2 separate regions of the Homo sapiens genome follow, and region 1 is linked to region 2. A link is a loop called in an ENCODE intact Hi-C map of the cell type or tissue named here. Cell type or tissue: PC-3. All regions are shown on one strand. Each heading gives the region's core, and the rest is flanking DNA. Links, peaks and the distances in the headings are about the cores only. Region 1 overlaps ZNF407 (zinc finger protein 407). Region 2 overlaps ZNF407 (zinc finger protein 407).

Region 1 (9,951 bases), core at 790-8,789, 60 kb after region 2:
TACCATTTGACCCAGCCATCCCATTACTGGGTATATCCCCAAAGGATTATAAATCAGCTTGCTATAAAGACACACGCACATGTATGTCTACTGCGGCACTATTCACAATAGCAAAGACTTGGTACTAACCCAGATGTCCATCAATGATAGACTGGATTAAGAAAATGTGGCACATACATACCATGGAATACTACGCGGCCATAAAAAGGATGAGTTCATGTCCTTTGTAGGGACATGGATGAAGCTGGAAACCATCATTTTGAGCAAACTATTGCAAGGACAGAAAACCAAACACTGCATGTTCTCACTCATAGGTGGGAATTGAACAATGAGAACACTTGGACACAGGGTGGGGAACATCACACATGGGGGCCTGTCGTGTGGTGGGGGGAGGGGAGAGGGATAGCATTAGAAGATATACCTAATGTAAATGACGAGTTAATGGGTGCAGCACACCAACATGGCACATGTATACATATGTAACAAACCTGCACATTGTGCACATGTACCCTAGAACTTAAAGTATAATAAAATAAATAAATTTTAAAAAAAAGAATAGACTTTTCAACAAATGGTATTGAGACGTGCGTAGCCACATTAGAAAAGAATAAAATGAACTCCTTCCTAATGATATATCCAAAAAGTAATTCAAAGTGATTCAAAAATCCCAATGTAAGGGGTAAAAAGCTATAAAATCTTAGAGGAATACATCTTTGGGATCTTAAATTAGGCAATGGTTTTAGATATAACACCAAAGCACAAATGACAAAAGAGTAAATTGAAATTCATGAAAATTAAAGAAGTTTGTGCTTCAAAGGACACAATCAATAAATTAAAAAGACAATATCCAGAATAAAAATTTCAGAAAACTCAATAAAAAGACAATACAAAGTAAAAACGGGCAAGGGATCTGAATAGATATTTCCCCATAAAATATATAAAATAGGCAATATAAAGCACATAAAAAGTTGCTCAAGAGCATTACTCTTCAGGAAAATTGAAATCAAAACGTCAATGATATATCACTTCAAACACATCAGGTGAGCTATAATCAAAAAGACAAACAACAAGTCTTGTTGAGGATACAGAGAAATTCAAAAATTCATACACTGCTAGCAAGAAACATTTGATGGCTTCTCACAAAGTTAAACATATAGTTAGCACAAGATCCAGCAATTCTACTCCTATATACCCGAGAAAACTGAAAATTTATGTCCACTCAAAAATCTGTGCAGAAACGTTCACAGCACCGTTAGTCATAATATCTAAAAAGTGAAAATCATCCTGATGACCATGAAATGATGAACGGGTGAATACCAAACGGTGCTGGGTCCACACAATGCAGTATTAGTTGGCCACAAGAAGGAAGCACTGATGCATGCTATGACATGAATGAATCATGAAAACATGCCAGTTGAATAAATTTGGACACAAAAGGCCACATATTGTATAATCACATTCATATGAACTGTCCAGAATAAATCTATAGAAAAGAAAAGCTGATGATTTACATATGAATCAAGTTAAAAAGTAAATGACTTTCCCTCAGCTGAAAAAGAACATACTGCACCACTCATTTAGGTTTTATTTTAAAGTTCACATATCAGTAAAATGAGCGACAAAAGCAATTAACTGTTAAACAATTTTGCATCTTATGTTGGTAGGCAAAAAATACCACAAGATGATAATGTAGGTAAGATATAGTAATGCCTAAAAGAATTCAGGATACTCTCAAAGAAGAAGTAAAATGTACAGATAACTAGGATTTCCATGAGAAGGATGATATTCCTGGAAGAGAAGAAAAGTGTGAGAAAATGTAAACCAGTCTGAGAAGCTTACATATGTGCCAAGGCTATAGCACGGATTTGGGTGAAAATGAGGCTGGAAAGGACTTTCATGGACAAAACTGTGACCCTTGCACCAACCTCATACTTTGTCCAGTGAATTTAGGCCTCTCTTCTGCCTTAGAAAAGTTCCAAAAAAGAATGACAATTTCACACTCTTCTAATTTTTATAGTTTCCAATAAGATACATCTCCAATAACTTATCATACTTCTTTAATTTCCTTTGCCTCCTGTATTAAATGGAATACAAAGCTTTCTATTATTTGGAGTTTTATTCCCCAAATAAGATGTTAAGACTTGACCTACTGTTGTACTTTCAAAAATAACAGTATACTAAAATGTTCACAGACACATATATTATTTTTAAAAACTATCCTTTACTTCCAAACTAGAATGATTCGGGAGCCAATAAATTCTGAAATTTGTGGTAAGGCATCTCAAACAATAAATACAGGAATTTTTTTCTGACATCTCTGCTGCATTCCTCTTTTTCTTTCACTGCAGTTTTAAATTCTTCACAACAGATAACAAAGACAGTATGGATTCTTAAAAAACGGTATCTCAGTTAGGTTTTATGATCATCTACATAGTTAAAACAACATCTAAGTCTAAGTAATAATTGCAGCATGAGGGCAAAATGGGCACCATTAATTTCTAAAATTCCAATACCTTACTGGAATTGATACAGGCCATACCCAACATCGTTGATGAAGTAGTGTTTTCCAGCAAGAAGGCTGGGGGATGTGAAGAAAATATAAGGTAAGGAAAGGGCAGAGCAGAGGAGCCACGATGAGAGGAGAGGGGAGGACAGCAGAGAGGAGACCTGTACACGCGATGCTCTCATATTCCTATGGCTGTGTATAATATTCTGCAAAGGAAAATTGACTGAGATGGAAGCTATTTTGCATGGTACAGTGGCAATGGCTAACAAATGAGAGTTTTGTGGGCTGAATGTTAGTCCCCTGCCTCATCTGCCACCCCTAATGACAGCAGCCACCTGCTGTTTTATTGTCACAGCTGGAGCCAGTTCACACTCCTTGGTGCTGAGCTCTGCCCATGAGCACCAAGCGCTCTCTTCGCCTCATTACTTTGATGAACTTTTTATGGTCAGCACCCATGAAGACCTCATCTAGAACTCCACAACACAAACTGGCTTCTGGGAGCACTTTCAGTTACAGGAGGTGATAACACACAGTGACACAACGGCTTTCGTGTCTGTCAGCTAGTTCAGAAGTCACTGCACTATATTTTTGACATAACAGGGTCCACAACAGGTAAAACTGCCATGAAATTCCCATACTTAATAATGTTCTTTCCTCCTCATTTTGATGTGAAGATCATAGGATACTGCCATAATGAAGTCTTTTAATGGTACATGTTATTATACAAAACCTAATGTACTGTTTATGATTATGGCCATAAAATTAAAATTCTTTTCATTTTCTATAGATTGAAAGTGATTGGAAGAAATTTTTCCCTTTGGCTTTTAAAGTCAAAAGGGATAAAACTGAAGCAGAAACAAAATCTTATTTGTATTAATAAACAATTTTAAATTAAAACTTTGTAAGTTGTCTTTTAATGTTTTCAAATAAAAATGTGCAGCAATGATATGTCAGCTAATTTTAAATTAAACCTGTAATGTGTAATTTTGGTGGTAGAAAGGCTATTTGAATAATCATGTTCTCAATAGTAAAACCCAAGCTTTTTCTGATCAGTGTTGTCCAGATATATATTAGGAGTCCTCAAGAATTTGACTACTTATTGCAGAGGACAAAAAAAAAAAAAAGAAAGAATTTTTAAATGTCAGCAACACTGAAAAACTTTATCATCTCTGAAAACTTGCTGTGTGAAAATTATTGATCATAATTTTTATTATTTGCAAGCCCTGAGTCATGCCTAATCACAAGAGCTTAACCTGGGAAAAGAAACTTTATAGCATTAAAATAGTTGAACATATCCCCATATTTACAAACATACTAAGCACATTTTTTAAATATTCTAAAAATCACCAAGCAACATTTTAATTTTCTAATGCCTGACAGCTTTTATAATCCTAAAAACTAGAACATTTAACTATTTCCTATGTAGAACTGTAGTTGATAATTCTTGACAAATTCTTCAATGTTACAAACCATTAAACTTCACTTAGATTCATTTTAAAATTCTACCCAAAAACATACGTGTATATAAATGTATGAAGTGATTTATCTTGTTACTTTCTCCTCAAAGTATATGTGTTATACATTGCATGGTTTCACTCAGAAAATTATATTCATAATGAAAATTCTTCAAAATATTGACATTTTAACTAAGAGATAGGATAATATGAGCTTTACTAATGCAGCTAAACTTGTGCTGAACGTCAGCAAAATGGTACCAAAAACAGCACTTGTTCTGAACCCTAGACAGTATTGGCAAATAATAGCAATGATGGTAATATTCAAAGATGACATACACACACACATACACACAATCCATGTATGTAACACAGAATCAGTGGTTTGAAATTCTGCTGAGCTTAGATTTTTCTTCAGTTATTTAATAACATGCCAAACTTAAAGTTTGTGAAATCTTGTCTTAAAAAAAAAAAATCCAGGAAAGCCTCTCAATGGTTGTACTAAATGACATTTAACCATAAATCAACCAAGTCAAGTCATTATGAGGAAATAATTTTTCACAATTCACACATTCTCCTTTTCTCAGCATATATTCTACAAATCATAATAAATGTATTACGCATTATGAATACCATGTAATTCCCTTCCGGAAATGACTGGATGCAAGGTATTTTTATTGAAATCACGGTTCTGTTTTCTGTTTAAGCAGGTAAATACTTAATTGTTAATGATATGTTCCTTTGCAACAAGAAATAAAAAGAGAAAGTGAGGAAATAGTTACATAATTAAATGAAAAAAAAACTAGAAACGAATGTGAGCAAGAAAAATATTACATATGGTCACATACCATGTAATGTTTTAATCAGTGATTAACCACATATATGACAATGGTCCCGTAAGATTATAATGAAGTTGAAAAATTCCTGTTGACTAATGACCTCATAGCCATCCAAACATCTCAGTGCAGTGCATTATTCGTTTGTGGTGATGCTGCTATAAATAAAGCTTTGCTGTCAAACATATAAAGGTATATCATAACTAATTATTAACAGTATGTAACTGATAATGATAGTAAACAACTATGTTACCGGCTTATAAATTTACTATATAATACTTTTTGTCATTACTTTAGAGTGTACTCCTTTTACTTATCGTTTTTTTTTTTAAGTTAAGTGTAAAACAGCTTCAGGCAGGTCCTTCAGAAAGCCTTCCAGAAGAAGGAATTGTTATCATAGCAGATGACAGTTCCACAACTGTTATCGCACCTGAAGACCTTCCACTGAGACAAGATACAGAGATGGAAGATGGGGATACTGATCATCCTTACCCTGTGTAGGCCTAAGCTAATGTGTTTGTGTCACAGTTTTTAACAAAAAAGTTTTAAAAGTAAAACAATAAAATAATTTAGGATAGAAAAAATAAGAATATTCTCATTCTTATATGGATATAAGAAAATACATTTGAACAGCTATGGAATATTTGTGTTTTAAGCAAAATGTTATCAAAAAGGAGTCAAAAACTTTAAAAAATAGTTCATAAAGTGAAAAACTTGCAGTAAGATACAGTTTATTAAAAAAGAAAAAATTTTAAATTGAATTTAGTGTAGCCTAAGTGAACAGTGTTGATAAAATCTACAGTAGTGTACAGTAATGTCCTAGGCCTCCACGATTACTCACCACTCACTCATCCAGAGCCACTCCCGGTCCTGCAAGCTCCATTCACAATTCAGTGCCCTGCACAGATACAACTGCACCCCTTTTTATCTTTCGTACTGTACTCTTACTGTACCATTCTATGTTTAGGTACACTCGCACAGCACTCAGTACAGTCGCATGCTGGACAGGTTTGCAGCCTAGGAGCAATAGGCCATACCATCTAGCCTAGGTGTGTGGTAGGCTCTATCATCTAGTTCATGTAAATACACTCCATGATGTTTGCACAGTAACAAAATCGCCTAACTCATTTCTCAGAACATATCCCCATCATTTATCAGCACATGACTGTATTTAAGTTGGAGTGATAAACCAACTAATAAAGAAGAGATATGCAAGAAATCCCAGGCTGCTATACACAGACAGAGTGAGCAAATGAATACAGACTCCTCGTATGAGGCAGGATCCTTGGCAGAGCTGGAGTTAGACGCTACAACAGACATCCAGACTGATGAATAACCATAAGACCGGTTTCCTAAATGAGGCAAAACTAGACTCTCAGCTACTCTAAATGCGTACTTATACATATTGATATTCCTCATATATCCTCACCACCTGCAGCATTTTGTTCTGTTTTCCCAAAATTGATGGAGAAAGTATGTTAAAGCAACTAACATAAAACAAATACGTAAGTTCAATTACTAAAATCAAACACATAGGCAAAGGCAAGAAGATAGTTTCAAGCAAAGCTGAAACTCTGTGGAACCACAATACCAAATGATTACATTTTATAAAGAAGGCAAGAATAGAAAGGATGAGGAAAATAAACTTTATGCTTTAACAGCATCTAAATTTACAGTATTTTCCAAATCCTTCACATCTGATCTTCACATTTGTCAGGTGAGATTGAGAATATTTTTTTTTTTGCCTCTGAAGAAATTAGCAATATTTAGCCCTTTTTGTCCAAGTTAGACAACTTCCATCTAATGACTTACTTTCCATAAAACTTTTTTAAATAACTCTTCCTAAATAACTTTTAAATACCAAGAAATACATAAATATCCATACAATCCTAGGAACTTTTTAATTCATATCCTAGGTGTACATTTATGATTCTCCACAAGATAACCAATTATTAAGTTGCCTTTTTAAAACTGATCTTAAGAATGTTTTCATTACATGGTATTTCCCACCCAACTGAGAACAGATGTGACTTTCAGGTGAGTCTGAATGCACTACGATACGTGTTGTGTCCCTTCCTTCTCTCATCTCATTGCCTATTCTCTAAGAAATGCTGAGTAATATCATTATTCCCTACTCGATTTTACAGATTTACCATGGATGGACATGGTAAAGCTATATATGGTAAAGCTATAAAATCAAGGAGTTTCCCTTATTTAAAAATTAAAACTACCAGTCCATCCATGGTAAAGCTATAAAATCAAGTAGGAAATAATGATATTATTCAGCATTTCACACTAATACACTGCTTAGTACATTAGTAATGTATTACACACTAATACATTGCCTAGTGTGGTTTGTTTTTGAGCTTTTCAAAAATGGTATCACATTGTGGCAGTCAATGAACATTTGAGTTGTTTCCAATTTTTTGTGACTGTTGAAAACAATCCCCCAATGCTTTGTTTCTTTTGCAGCAAAAATCTATGTGCTAAATCCATCAACTTCCAAGTATTTTGGTCCTGTCCACAAACTTGTTTTCTCCCCTACTAAAATCACTCCTAAGTCTAAAACCAACAAAAATGTGTTTCCTTTATTTAAAAATTAAACTATAATAGTTTTAAAATATAAAACTATTGATATCTCTGCCAACACTCTAATGTTGCTTTAAAAATAAAAATGAAAAACTATCCAAATTAGCTATTGACTACAGAAGTGGATAACCATCCAAGCACAAAGCAAACCCAGGCTAGCACAAAGAAAAGTTGACTAGGCCATGAGTCAGGTCAAAGGTCATAAGCCATCAATCCACTCCCTGGCATCAGAGGACGTCCCTTCATGACAGAGCACTGGAAACAGGGACATGAAGAAGGTATCCAAATCTTGGGGAGGTGCCCCACTTGTCAAAGAATTCAGAACATAACAGCGAAGTAGATGACACATAAAGAGAAAATTTCTGGAGGAATAATAAGTTCATTAATAAATTCTCAATGTATTGCCTGCAGGTCACAAAAATCAGTGTTTGAGGCCGAAGTTCAAACACTAAATTCCTATATAAGAAATAACTTGAGAGCCAAAATTGGAATCAACTAATCAAAAGGTCCCATGAGAACAATGAATGTCTTATGTAGTACATTATAATAATTTAACATACAGTATTTATGTTATTCTAAGAGACCATCCATTTTGAGGCAGTTAATTGATTTAATAAAAGCTTTTCTAAAAGTTTTAAAAGAAAAAACAAATTAATGTACCAATTAACTCTAAAACACATCACAATTTCAAAAATGTTCAAATATTTTAAAAAGTATGTCTTATAAGCAGGAAGCCTTTAATAAATCACAATATACCTATTCTTTTAGAAGCAACAGACACAACATATCTAAGAAAAGAAAATGTTCTAGAGATAATGGCAGAAGGAATATAGTAAAGTTTCTTTCACAACATTTTAGATTGCAAGAAGTTATTTCCATTAAAAATACCTGTATGAATACCAATTAGGGAACTTCACAGATCTTAAAACATGACAACTCATTAGGATTTTATCACTACCTGTCCTAAAAAAGGAATATTATATATTTCAAATACAACTTTACAGTGGTCCTTATCTGATTTAGTAATTTTAAAACTCTCAGAATCTCCTATTTTATAAATATGAAAGTTAGACATTACCATCATATTATCTTACAACTAAAGAACCAAACCATTAAGCAAGAATCGAGACATCTTGTGTACATGAAAATACACACACACACACACAGATCTGACAAGACAAGATAAATCCTGACCAACCACATCAATCCCCTTCCGAGTTCAGTATCAAAGAGAAGAGAAAATTGGTGCTATTGCCTTGTTAAAATATATATTTTGAGTATCTTGTGGTCATTTAAAATTCAACACAACTAAACCAAATGTGTCACCTTCCCTCCCACATTGTAATCCCTAACCCCTGTAACTTGCTTCTTCTCCAGCGTTCTCTATTTTGGTTAACAGAACACTAGTCAGCCACTGGCTAGTCAGCCACACTACAAATGTAAAGCAAATCTTCACTCCTCCAATTCCATCAACGCTTGCATTATTCAGCCGTCAAGTTCTGCCTCCTCACACCCCTGAATCTATCATCTTCCATCCATCCACCGCCTTTGCTGGTTCATTACCTAAGGGTTTCCCTATCTATTGCTGGACTATTAAAAAAAGTATCCTAATTGGCCTTAAGACCCATAATTATACCAGTTCAGCCATTAACTGAATATACATTCAAGACCTCCTATGCACAAGGTAACCACATTGTTTTTTAGCCAGACCACAGAATTTATGAGCTAGAAACAGGGACTAAGCAGACAAGAGGCCTGGATGACAGGAATGATGCATCACTGCTCTTGGAGTACACAGGAGAAAAATGTGAGCAAATGGATACTTTGAGCTACTGCAGCTACATTCTACAAGTAAGCAAAACGAACAAACAAATTTCTAAAAAATACTCTATCACTCTTCCTAAAATGATGTAATCTAAAAAAGATAATTTTCATTATCCAATCATGACTTTACATAAAAAACTTTAAAGGGTAGAGTTGAGTACTCAATCAACAAATATTCAAAAAAGAACAAAGCATGATTCAAACTATCTCTGAAAAATATTAGTTTGAACCAAATAAAACTGCAGTTCTTACAGAAAAAAAGCAACTGAAGTCAGCAACGTCATGTGTCTTAACCTCATTAAGTTACTGGCCTCATCTCTCATTAAATTACTCTTCACTGGACATTTAAGAAGAACAAGTATTTCATAGTTCTTCCAGATTGTTAATTTCTAAGCGGTATTCTCTTTATACATTTAAGAAAGTATGTCCTCTTAAATGTTACAGGAAGAGGGAAAGACAAGACTCCCTTATGTAATAGTTCCTTCATTAAAAGCATGTTCTGTGAGAATATTTTCACTTCTCTTTACCTATTTCAAGTCTTCCATCTTCCTTCTCTGCCAAAACTATAGAGAGTAGGAGGGTAAAGAATGAAAAGCAATGCTTTGATTACCATACTTGGCTAAATTCTAAAGATATTAATACATGAAGAAGTGTTCCATAATATAATTCAGTATTCAAAAGCACTTCAAGCTTTCTGCTAATTGTTATTTCATCTTTCCCACTTGGTGTAAAATTCTAGGCA
Region 2 (9,951 bases), core at 591-8,590:
AGACAATGGCAAAAGGATAAAGGCTTCCTAAAACAAAGTTAACAGAGTAATAGGCAAAGATTAAGTTCAATGAAATTTATTTATTTTTTTTTATTTTTATACTTAAGTTTTAGGGTACATGTGCACAATGTGCAGGTTAGTTACATATGTATACATGTGCCATGCTGGTGTGCTGCACCCATTAACTCGTCATTTAGCATTAGGTATATCTCCTAATGCTATCCCTCCCCCCTCCCCCTTCCCCTTACCCCACAACAGCCCTCAGAGTGTGATGTTCCCCTTCCTGTGTCCATGTGTTCTCATTGTTCAGTTACCACCTATGAGTGAGAATATGCGGTGTTTGGTTTTTTGCTCTTGCAATAGTTTACTGAGAATGATGATTTCCAATTTCATCCATGTCCCTACAAAGGACATGAACTCATCATTTTTTATGGCTGCATAGTATTCCATGGTGTATATGTGCCACATTTTCTTAATCCAGTCTATCATTGTTGGACATTTGGGTTGGTTCCAAGTCTTTGCTATTGTGAATAGTGCCGCAATAAACATACGTGTGCATGTGTCTTTATAGAAGCATGATTTAGAGTCCTTTGGGTATATACCCAGTAATGGGATGGCTGGGTCAAATGGTATTTCTAGTACTAGATACCTGAGGAATAGCCACACTGACTTCCACAATGGTTGAACTAGTTTACAGTCCCATCAACAGTGTAAAAGTGTTCCTATTTCTCCACATCCTCTCCAGCACCTTTGTTTCCTGACTTTTTAATGATTGCCATTCTAACTGGTGTGAGATGGTATCTCATTGTGGTTTTGATTTGCATTTCTCTGATGGCCAGTGATGGTGAGCATTTTTTCATGTGTTTTTTGGCTGCATAAATGTCTTCTTTTGAGAAGTGTCTGCTTATGTCCTTCGCCCACTTTTTGATGGGGTTGTTTGTTTTTTTCTTGTAAATTTGTTAGAGTTCATTGTAGATTCTGGATATTAGCCCTTTGTCAGATGAGTAGGTTGCGAAAATTTTCTCCCATTTTGTAGGTTGCCTGTTCACTCTGATGGTAGTTTCTTTTGCTGTACAGAAGCTCTTTAGTTTAATTAGATCCCATTTGTCAATTTTGGCTTTTGTTTTTGGTGTTTTGTTTTGTTTTTGGCCATTGCTTTTGGTGTTTTAGACATGAAGTCCTTGCCCATGCCTATGTCCTGAATGGCAATGCCTAGGTTTTCTTCTAGGGTTTTTATGGTTTTAGGTCTAACGTTTAAGTCTTTAATCCATCTTGAATTAATTTTTATATAAGGTGTAAGGAAGGGATCCAGTTTCAGCTTTCTACATATGGCTAGCCAGTTTTCCCAGCACCATTTATTAAATAGGGAATCCTTTCCCCATTGCTTATTTTTCTCAGGTTTGTCAAAGATCAGATAGTTGTAGATATGCGGCGATATTTCTGAAATTTAAAAACTAACTATGAGGCAACAAACAAAAGGACTCTCAAAACTAGAGAACAGAGAATACCAGAAGTTTAAAAAGTTAAAATGAAAACCACTAGGAATAAATAAAAGTGTTATCATGCCTGATCTGACCAATTACTTGAGTGGAAACAGAGTATTTTATCAAATCACATTATTTATTCTTTTCTCTAACAGTTTAAGACCAAGAACAGGATATGACTGTATAAGGCCACTCAGCTTTAAAATGCACATGAATTTCACAGCAGAATCCTACATGATCATTCAGTACATCAAGTGGTGAGATTACTGATTTAAAAAAAAAAAAAGCAAAGGTGCATCACCTTTGACGCTTAAATCTAAAACTTTTGGCACTCAGATTTAAAATATCCACACAAACTGCCTTCCTTAACAACTTGCCTTCTCCAGTCCACCGCAGCATCCACTTCATCTTCTTGACCACTAAATGAGCTCCAAAAGGTTGGTCCTCATCTCTCTCTCCCTTTCCCACTAGTTTCAGTGCTTCTGATCCCAGTGGAGGGCTCTACCTTCACACCTGGCCTCTACCTTCACTTCTACAATTACACATACAACTTCCAGTTCAGCATCGCCACTTGAATGTCTGAAACTACTTCAAACCTATCTATTGATTAGCAAAGACTGCTCAAAATGAGTTCCTCTCACAGTCTTTTGCATCTCAGTTAAAGGCACCATCACATCCACATAATTCCTCTTTCATTTACATCTCACATACAATCCATCCTTCAGCAAGTGCCATCAGCTCTGCCTTCAACATTTATCACCAATCTGACCACTCCCATTACTGTGGTGCTAACTACAGTCATCTCTCACTTGAACTAATTCCTTTCACTCCTTCTCCATGCTACGACCTTCCAGCTTAGACCTCCATACACTCTAATGGTACATGGAGACTTTGTATGTATGTGCAAAGGGTACATAAGCAAGAACTGTTTAAAATTACCAATTCCTGATCTAGACTCCATTAATAATCTTTTGTATTATCGATAAGCCTAAGAAAGCTCTTGAAGTATAACCATACGCCAGTTCTTCTTAACCACCTATTTAACTCACAACTGCCTTTTCCTCACTTAACAGAAGAAAGGCATTCTTCTTGCCCATCATCTACCTTGCTCCAAAGTGGAAAAAACCACTGGGACACCAAAGAAACCATCATTATAAGAAAAACCTTCTTAAAATCAAGGAGCCATAAACTGAAACCTAGAGATTTCACTATGCACTTTCCTAGTTTGTACATATTTCTATAAAGAGAAAGCATGACATTAGGCATAGGGCACTTGGCCCAAATTCAGATGTTCTAAATTCAGGTATACTGCAAATGGGATGCTGAGAGTGACAATAACTTTTGCTTAACAATTTTTTGCCTTGTGAATCCCGAACAATTATCAACCAAAGATATCACTTCTAAATGAGAGCAGTGTAAAAGAAGAGGAGGAAAGAAATATTAAAGAGAGCAGAATTTCATTTCACTTTTGCATAAAATTGCATGGCGAAGATGCATGCCGGATCTAAGAGTGGGATTACCTGACGTTTTGCTGTTTTTTTTCGTAAAAGAATCCTGGGAAATAACTTGTTATAAATCATACCCTATCTGCAGTTTTACTATGCGAGGTAAGAAAAAGAGCACTCTTATTTACCCACGGTTCGGTCTGTGTTAGCTCCACATTGTTTATGATTTGGAGGAGGAGGAGGTGAAAAATTCTACATTTATTCCCCACAGACCAATATTACATCAGTAAAAGAAACATGTCTCTGATATAATTTAATATTTTTATTTTCTTCAAAGAGGAACATTACCATTAGCTTTTTTATTGGGTACTATCCTTTGACTAAATGCCCATGTCTATCAAAGTGATGACACTCAACAAGCACAAGCACTTCTCTATTTATTCATTCTTACCATGTACTCATTAGAATTAGATTAACTTTAAAAAAAATGTAATTGATCCTATCATAACAACATATACAATAGGTGAGCATATGTACTGTTTAAGCAATATAGCTAATAATCATTAGAACTCTATTTGTAAGCCCCACAATTATAGTATCTCAGTAACATTTACATTTACCATTATTTTCCATTAGACTTTCCCTTATTCTAGCAATAAATTTCATCCATAGACACAAAAATTGAAATTTAAAAATTTTAAAGTCTCAGTAAGTCATTCAATTCCAATACCATTATACATTTTATGCTTAATAATTATCAAACTCTTTATAGACTTTGTTGTTTCAATCGTTTTAATAGTAATTACAATAATCCTTTCTACACATTTTTAACACTTAGAGCTTTATGAGCAAAGATACTAAAATATAAAAAATGCTAAGTGCTGGCCGGGCGTGGTGGCTCACACCTATAATCCCAGCACTTTGGGAGGCCAAGGCCGGTGGATCACCTGAGGTCAGGAGTTCGAGACCAGCCTGATCAACATGGAGAAACCCCTGTCTCTACTAAAAATACAAAATTAGCCAAGCGTGGTGGCACATGTATGTAATCCCAGCTACTCGGGAGACTGAGGTAGGAGAATCATCTGAACCTCGGAGGCGGAAGTTGCGGTGTGCCGAGATCGCGCCATCGAACTCCAGCCTGAGCAACAAGAGTGAAACTCTGTCTCAAAAAAAAAAAAATGTGAGGTGCTGTGGCATACTCCTGTAATCCCAGCTCTTTGAGAAGCTGAGGTGGGGGATCGCTTGAGCCCAGGAGATCAAGACCAGCCTAGGCTAAACATAGTAAGACCTCATCTTTTATTTTTTAAAAATAAAACAATTAAAAAAACCTTACATCAATGTATGTGTCCGTGAGTATGTACTGATACCCAGAAATGATAAGATGATCATTAAAATATGTCCACATACAAATACAATAAAATCTGTGGGGGAAATAAGGGATGTGAGTTCAAGAAGAAAAACAAATTTTCTGACAGTTAAAGAACTTATTCATGTACTTTTAAATGAATGGACGGTGGGAATCAAATCATCATGGTGTTAACATTCTATTGGATACATTTTAAAGTGGTACAAATATTACTTTACTATGTCAATTTTTATTCTACACTTGAAATTATATCCTGTCCAACTTCTGTACTTAGGATGAAAATACTCAGTTGCCAACAACTGGGGCAGGGGATACAGAAGTTTGAAATACTATCATAGGGGAACTTGAGCACCATACTATAGCATAACTAGTGTGACTGTTCAAAGTCTTGCTTGCCCTGTGAAAACCTTCCCATGAATATCCATGCACAACGAAGACTACCTCCATGACTCTCGGGACCCTGCTCATGTCTCTTTACAAGCTGGCCTGTATGTGTGTTACAGCCACAGGACCCTCCTTCAGCACATGCAGCCCAACACTTTCAGTTCCTAATTCAGTTTCACTGTACTTTCTGTTCCCTCCACCTAGAATACTCTTTAATGCTGCCTTTCTCATCATTCACGTTCCTACTCAGCCTCAGAATACAGGGACTCTCTTTGCATTACTTCTTGCAAATAATGCAGGCTAATTTGCCCGAAAAGCCTTAAAAAGGCTTCAGAGGTGCCTACTGTAAACAATCTATCTACAATCACCTGTTGCTTCCCGTTATTATCTCCATGGCATCTACTGCTTTCTGAAATTATTTATGTGCTTCTTCACTTACTTTCCAGTTCTGCCATAACAATGTAAGCTCTATGGGTAAGAAGTGTTTATTTTGCTCACCACTCCATTCTTAGAACCTAAAACCATGCCATGCCTGAGAAAATTTTTGCTAAATTAATCATAGGTGTGAGGTAAAGGTGACTCATAGTCCTAGAATAGCTTCTACATGTCAAGCACTCTGCTGGGACACTTACTCAGTCTCACTCTATTTACTCCTTATGAGAATTTTCTAAAGGGAGTATTATTCCTTATATTTTTAGTTGAATAAACGGAGTTTCAGAGGTTAAGTAACTCGGACAAATTGCATCAGTTAATAAAATGGAGGTGACAGGATTTAAACTCAGGTACTGGATCTTAATCATCCTCTGCTAGAGCTTTATCCACTATGACATGTTGTCATTTTATTTCCCTTACAGTATTTTCATTTATCATCTTGTTTGATCCTCACAACAGTCCACATCTTATCATATCTGCTTTCCAGAAAATGAAACTAAGGCTCTGAGAGTCAAAAAGCTATGTCCATGGAAATAAAGCTACTTAGGGACCAACTGGAACTCAGGTCCTCCACCCCTGGCTCTCGCCTTCCTCCTACAACCCCCCATTGGCATAGGCTAAAGCAGAGATTGGTGAATTACAACCAGGTTGACAGGTGAATCAACTTCCCAACATATCACACTGTGCCACTGTCAAAAGCTTGAGAGTTTACAACTGCCACAGACTTTCTGAGATAAGATAAAGACAATCAACATTAGCCATACTAAGGAAAACCTAAGTAATCCTAAGTAAGGGGCGCGGCCTAGCCAAGGTGTGGGCCTGCAGTCACAGCAGGCCCTGCGCCATCCAGCCACTGCTCCAGATTTGGCAGGAAACCTAAGTGCACACGTGATGGCTTGGAGTTCTACAAAGTATAATCTTACTCGTTTAGTATTATTTTAAGATATTTTCCCAAGTTCTAGTGTATAAGGATAAATCATTTAAAAACTCAAGAAAATTTTTAACAAAAAGAGTTACATCACTAGGAAAAAAATGTATTGGAAATAGTAAAGTCTGTAGAATATACATCCATAAGCTCTTCCATTAAACAAAGAATGAAAGAGGACGAGTCGAGAAGTCAAGTAGGAGTATCTCAATTTTCTCACACAACGTAACATCTTCATTTGCTTGCACAATGCTCAAATCTGTCTTAAAACAATGAACAATGAATGACTTCAAAACATTATAATCAGTTCCAGTTAAAATTGCAGATATAATTTATACTGACTCTTGTCTCTACCTATACCAGGTGGAGACCCTTTAACAGATGGTGTTCATTCCCACCTAACAATGATCAAACAGCAACAGGAAAACTTTGGTTCAGTTTAACAGAAGTCAGGTCTCTACTCCAAAGTATCATAAATGTATTGATAACATTCTTATATTTTTACTCTTCCCATTATAAAAATAAAAAGTTGTGGGGAAAACAAAAGATAATTATGGAATCAAAAAATCAGATAATGCTAGATTTAACAGTATGCTTATGTTGCAGTCTGCTACTAGACAATTTGCATTGAAAATGTAAGTAGGTATTTATCTTTATCACTACAACTATAAATAGAAAAGTGTAAATCAGACTATTGTGACAGTTCAACTGGAGAATTTAGGAGCAGAAAGCAGAAAGATTTTCCGCAATATATGAGAAATTCAATTATTTACTTAGGCTTAAATCCAAAATGTAATCAAATCTTAAAAATGCAATCAAAGATTTTTAAATAGCAGAAGAGTAAGATGAAAGACGATTATTTTCATTATAGAAGTTCTGAAATGAAAGCCCAAGTAAAAAGAAAAAGGAAACACCTTCATCAAGGTGTGTGACTATGTTCTAAAATAGTCTTTCATCATACAAAAATGCACCTCCTATAACACAGCAGAACTTCAACATGGGGGGAAAAAAGAGGTCATTTTTTAAAGTAAACTGTTGTTATAAGGTAACTTTTAATTTGTGCACATAATGTCAATTGCTATGGTGAATGCACGTCGGGTCACTGAAACAACGGTAGCTGAATTCAGATGTGACCTGGCAGCCCAGGTGTTCAGGAAAAGTGCTGTTAACAGTGAGGATTGATGATCTAATCAAACTGTCACAGCCAGATCCTCGGCAGGGTGGTTGGAAGGAGGTGGAGGAGGATAATATTCAGAAAGCAAGCACATGCTTAGTGTTACTTTAAATTGATGCTGACATTTTCAATTGTGAAAAGAAATTTTTTCCTAAGTAATATAGGAAACAACTCGGCTAACCTTCCGGAGAATATCAGATAATCATGGTAGGTTGTGGTACAAAAGCTAACTTCTCAGAAATGTGAGCACATATGAAATACAAATAATCAGACGTTTTAGAGACTGGCTATAGTAATCAGCATTTTAATTACTTTCTGTTTTCTTAGATGTATAGTACCATTGTGATGAATATCCTCTCCACATACAAACAAAGCAATGTATTTAGCCTGGTATTTTTGCATCTGAGTGTGAAATTTTCCCAAAAGGGTACAAATAACCAAGATCCATGTGCTGATTAACGAAAGACTTCTCTGAAGTCATGTGTTAATTAGAATAATTAATATGTTCCTTACTGAATATGCCAGGCATTTGTCACATGGCATGCTTACAAAAACTTTGATTGGACAGTCAGCTTTAAATAAACCCTGAATCATTAAGGGTTTTTTTTTTTTTAACTCATTGATGATGACAATTTTATAAAACTGAGTACTCAATTTTTAAAATAACAGTTCCTTCCAGAAAATCACTAGACTAGCCTACATTTGTGTGATGATTTACATCACACAAATGAATTCAAGTATGCAAAGAAGTACACAGATAAAAGGAAAAAAAAAAAGACAATGAAATATGTCTAACTTCAACCAAAATAAGTCCTCAGCCAATCCTCCCACTGCAGGTCCCATCAGTTATGAAAAGTGCTCACAAAGACTTTGGGCTTCAGAGGCACTCGACGCGTTCCTGTTGTTCTGTATTCCTGGCAACGTCCCGATCTTTCGATATGCAACCTTTACTCTGAAGCCAAGGACAATCAAGTTTGTTAAATTGCTTCATGTTTTCAAGGCACGTTGTAAAGCATTCTCGTGAACATTTTTCGCTCCGTCATTCCTGACCTTTTTGAAACCATGCTCCAGAAAGTATTAATATTGATAAAAACCACATTATCTCTGTCATTCACAGCTGACACACAGACCCAAGGTAACACAACACAGCTTCCCTGGTTTGTAAAACATATAAATGTGACCAAACTAGAAATACTAAACTTTCTCTTTCATGCGCAATCAGAATAAGCTTGTATGTTTTCTGGTAAGACTGACCCATTCTTTAAAATCTGCCTTTTCGAATTCTTTAATAAAATTTAGTAAGATATCAGAGAAATAACATAATGCATTGCAGAAAATCAACTTAAAATTGCTAAAATATAGGAAGAAAATATTCCTCTCCTAAAAATAAACACTATGCATTCTCAACAATGCAAAATGAATTTTGTCACTTTCAGTACTTTATAGAGAAAAATCCCACAGACACATTCTAGATGCCCATTGATAACCAGGTCCTTCTTCTCAGAAAACAGGAAGTTTCCAGGGTCTCCCTATCGATGACAGGACCAGCACCAGCACTAGCACTGCAATGAACCAGAGGGCTGGACCAACGGGGTATCCCCATTAGGGACGAAGTGCCAGGAAGAACAAACCCACAACCACCACAGTGCTGATGTCAGCCCCAAATCCATCTCCCCAAGAGCACGGGAGCAAACAGGTCTTCCCCTCACTCCAGTTAGCTCAGGATTGAGTGAAGCACTGAAATACAAGGCTGTTACAGGGCTTTCTTTTGACTCTGACAGGTAACAAAACTGGCTAAGGGGGTGGTAACGCTGGACTTAGCTCTCATTAGCTACCACCCTGGAACAGTCAGAATGAGTCTCAATATAATTATTTAAAAAAAGAAAGGTAACATTATAACCACTCCAAATTTATAACTTTTGAATTCTATATGGCCTGAGATACCCTGAAATTCCTACACACTGGCAAAGTTAAAAAAAAAGAAAAAAACAACAACAAAAAAACACATTCCTACTATTGGTTGGTTGATTGCTGGCTTAATGTCAGAACAGACTACCATATTTATCATTAATCTTAACTTGACAATGTATTGCAAACTTAATTATTACAGTTTCCCTGGAACATCAAAAGCTCTATAAAACATGCATATGCATTAAAACTAAGCGACATAAAAATATGCAATTTAAATATATTTAGTGTTACTGTTTTCTTCCACTGGATATCCACTATTTGTCAAACACTTAGAATATTTCACAAAATTTTCCGTCAAACAATTGTTAACAAAAAGGAAGAGTAAGAGAAAAATTTTCGAACTGACCTGAAGCAAAGCAAATTAGAAATTTCTCTGAAATCTTACAATTATTCTGCTACATAAAATTTGGATTTTAATATAATATTTTCCCTCTCCTTCCAATACATACAACAAAACAACTACCACACATTGTCGGTTGTGAGCATTCAGTGGAAGACTATTCATCTGCAACAAAATAAAAATGCCTTTTCCACAACAGTTCAAAGTGTAGAATTTACACTAGGAAAATAATAACTTGAAAAAATGTATATGTAACATTGTTAACAGAGTAAAAATGTACTATGCCTATTAACTAGTAACATCATGATTCACATAAACAATAGGTTAAAAGGCCACTAAAATTATGTAAACTCACATTTACAAATTGACATGGAATAATGCCCATAACATATAGACTAAATGCAAGTTGAAAAACATTCTGTAAATATAT

What was found. Peaks named below come from ENCODE experiments on the same cell type or tissue, not always from the same donor. Only the 100,000 strongest peaks of a DNase experiment are listed, where the experiment ranks them.
Region 1: a loop joins it to region 2, with 6 times the contacts of the local background. A loop is called at or near these places in 3 of 110 quality-filtered maps.

The regions. Positions count from the first base shown.
Region 1 is chr18:74,741,964-74,751,914 of GRCh38, reverse strand. The region is part of intron 3 of ZNF407 (zinc finger protein 407); the gene reads right to left. Among named protein-coding and RNA genes, the nearest start is that of ZNF407, 150 kb to the right of the region's middle. In PC-3, for the core only: no CTCF peak of the experiment used is centred there; a DNase peak (open chromatin) is centred at 5,744; H3K4me3 peaks cover 829 bases; H3K27ac peaks cover 2,327 bases.
Region 2 is chr18:74,802,175-74,812,125 of GRCh38, reverse strand. All of the region lies in intron 4 of ZNF407 (zinc finger protein 407), which reads right to left. Among named protein-coding and RNA genes, the nearest start is that of ZNF407, 210 kb to the right of the region's middle. RefSeq lists enhancers at 4,948-4,997, 4,982-6,181. In PC-3, for the core only: no CTCF peak of the experiment used is centred there; a DNase peak (open chromatin) is centred at 5,215; H3K4me3 peaks cover 905 bases; H3K27ac peaks cover 2,176 bases.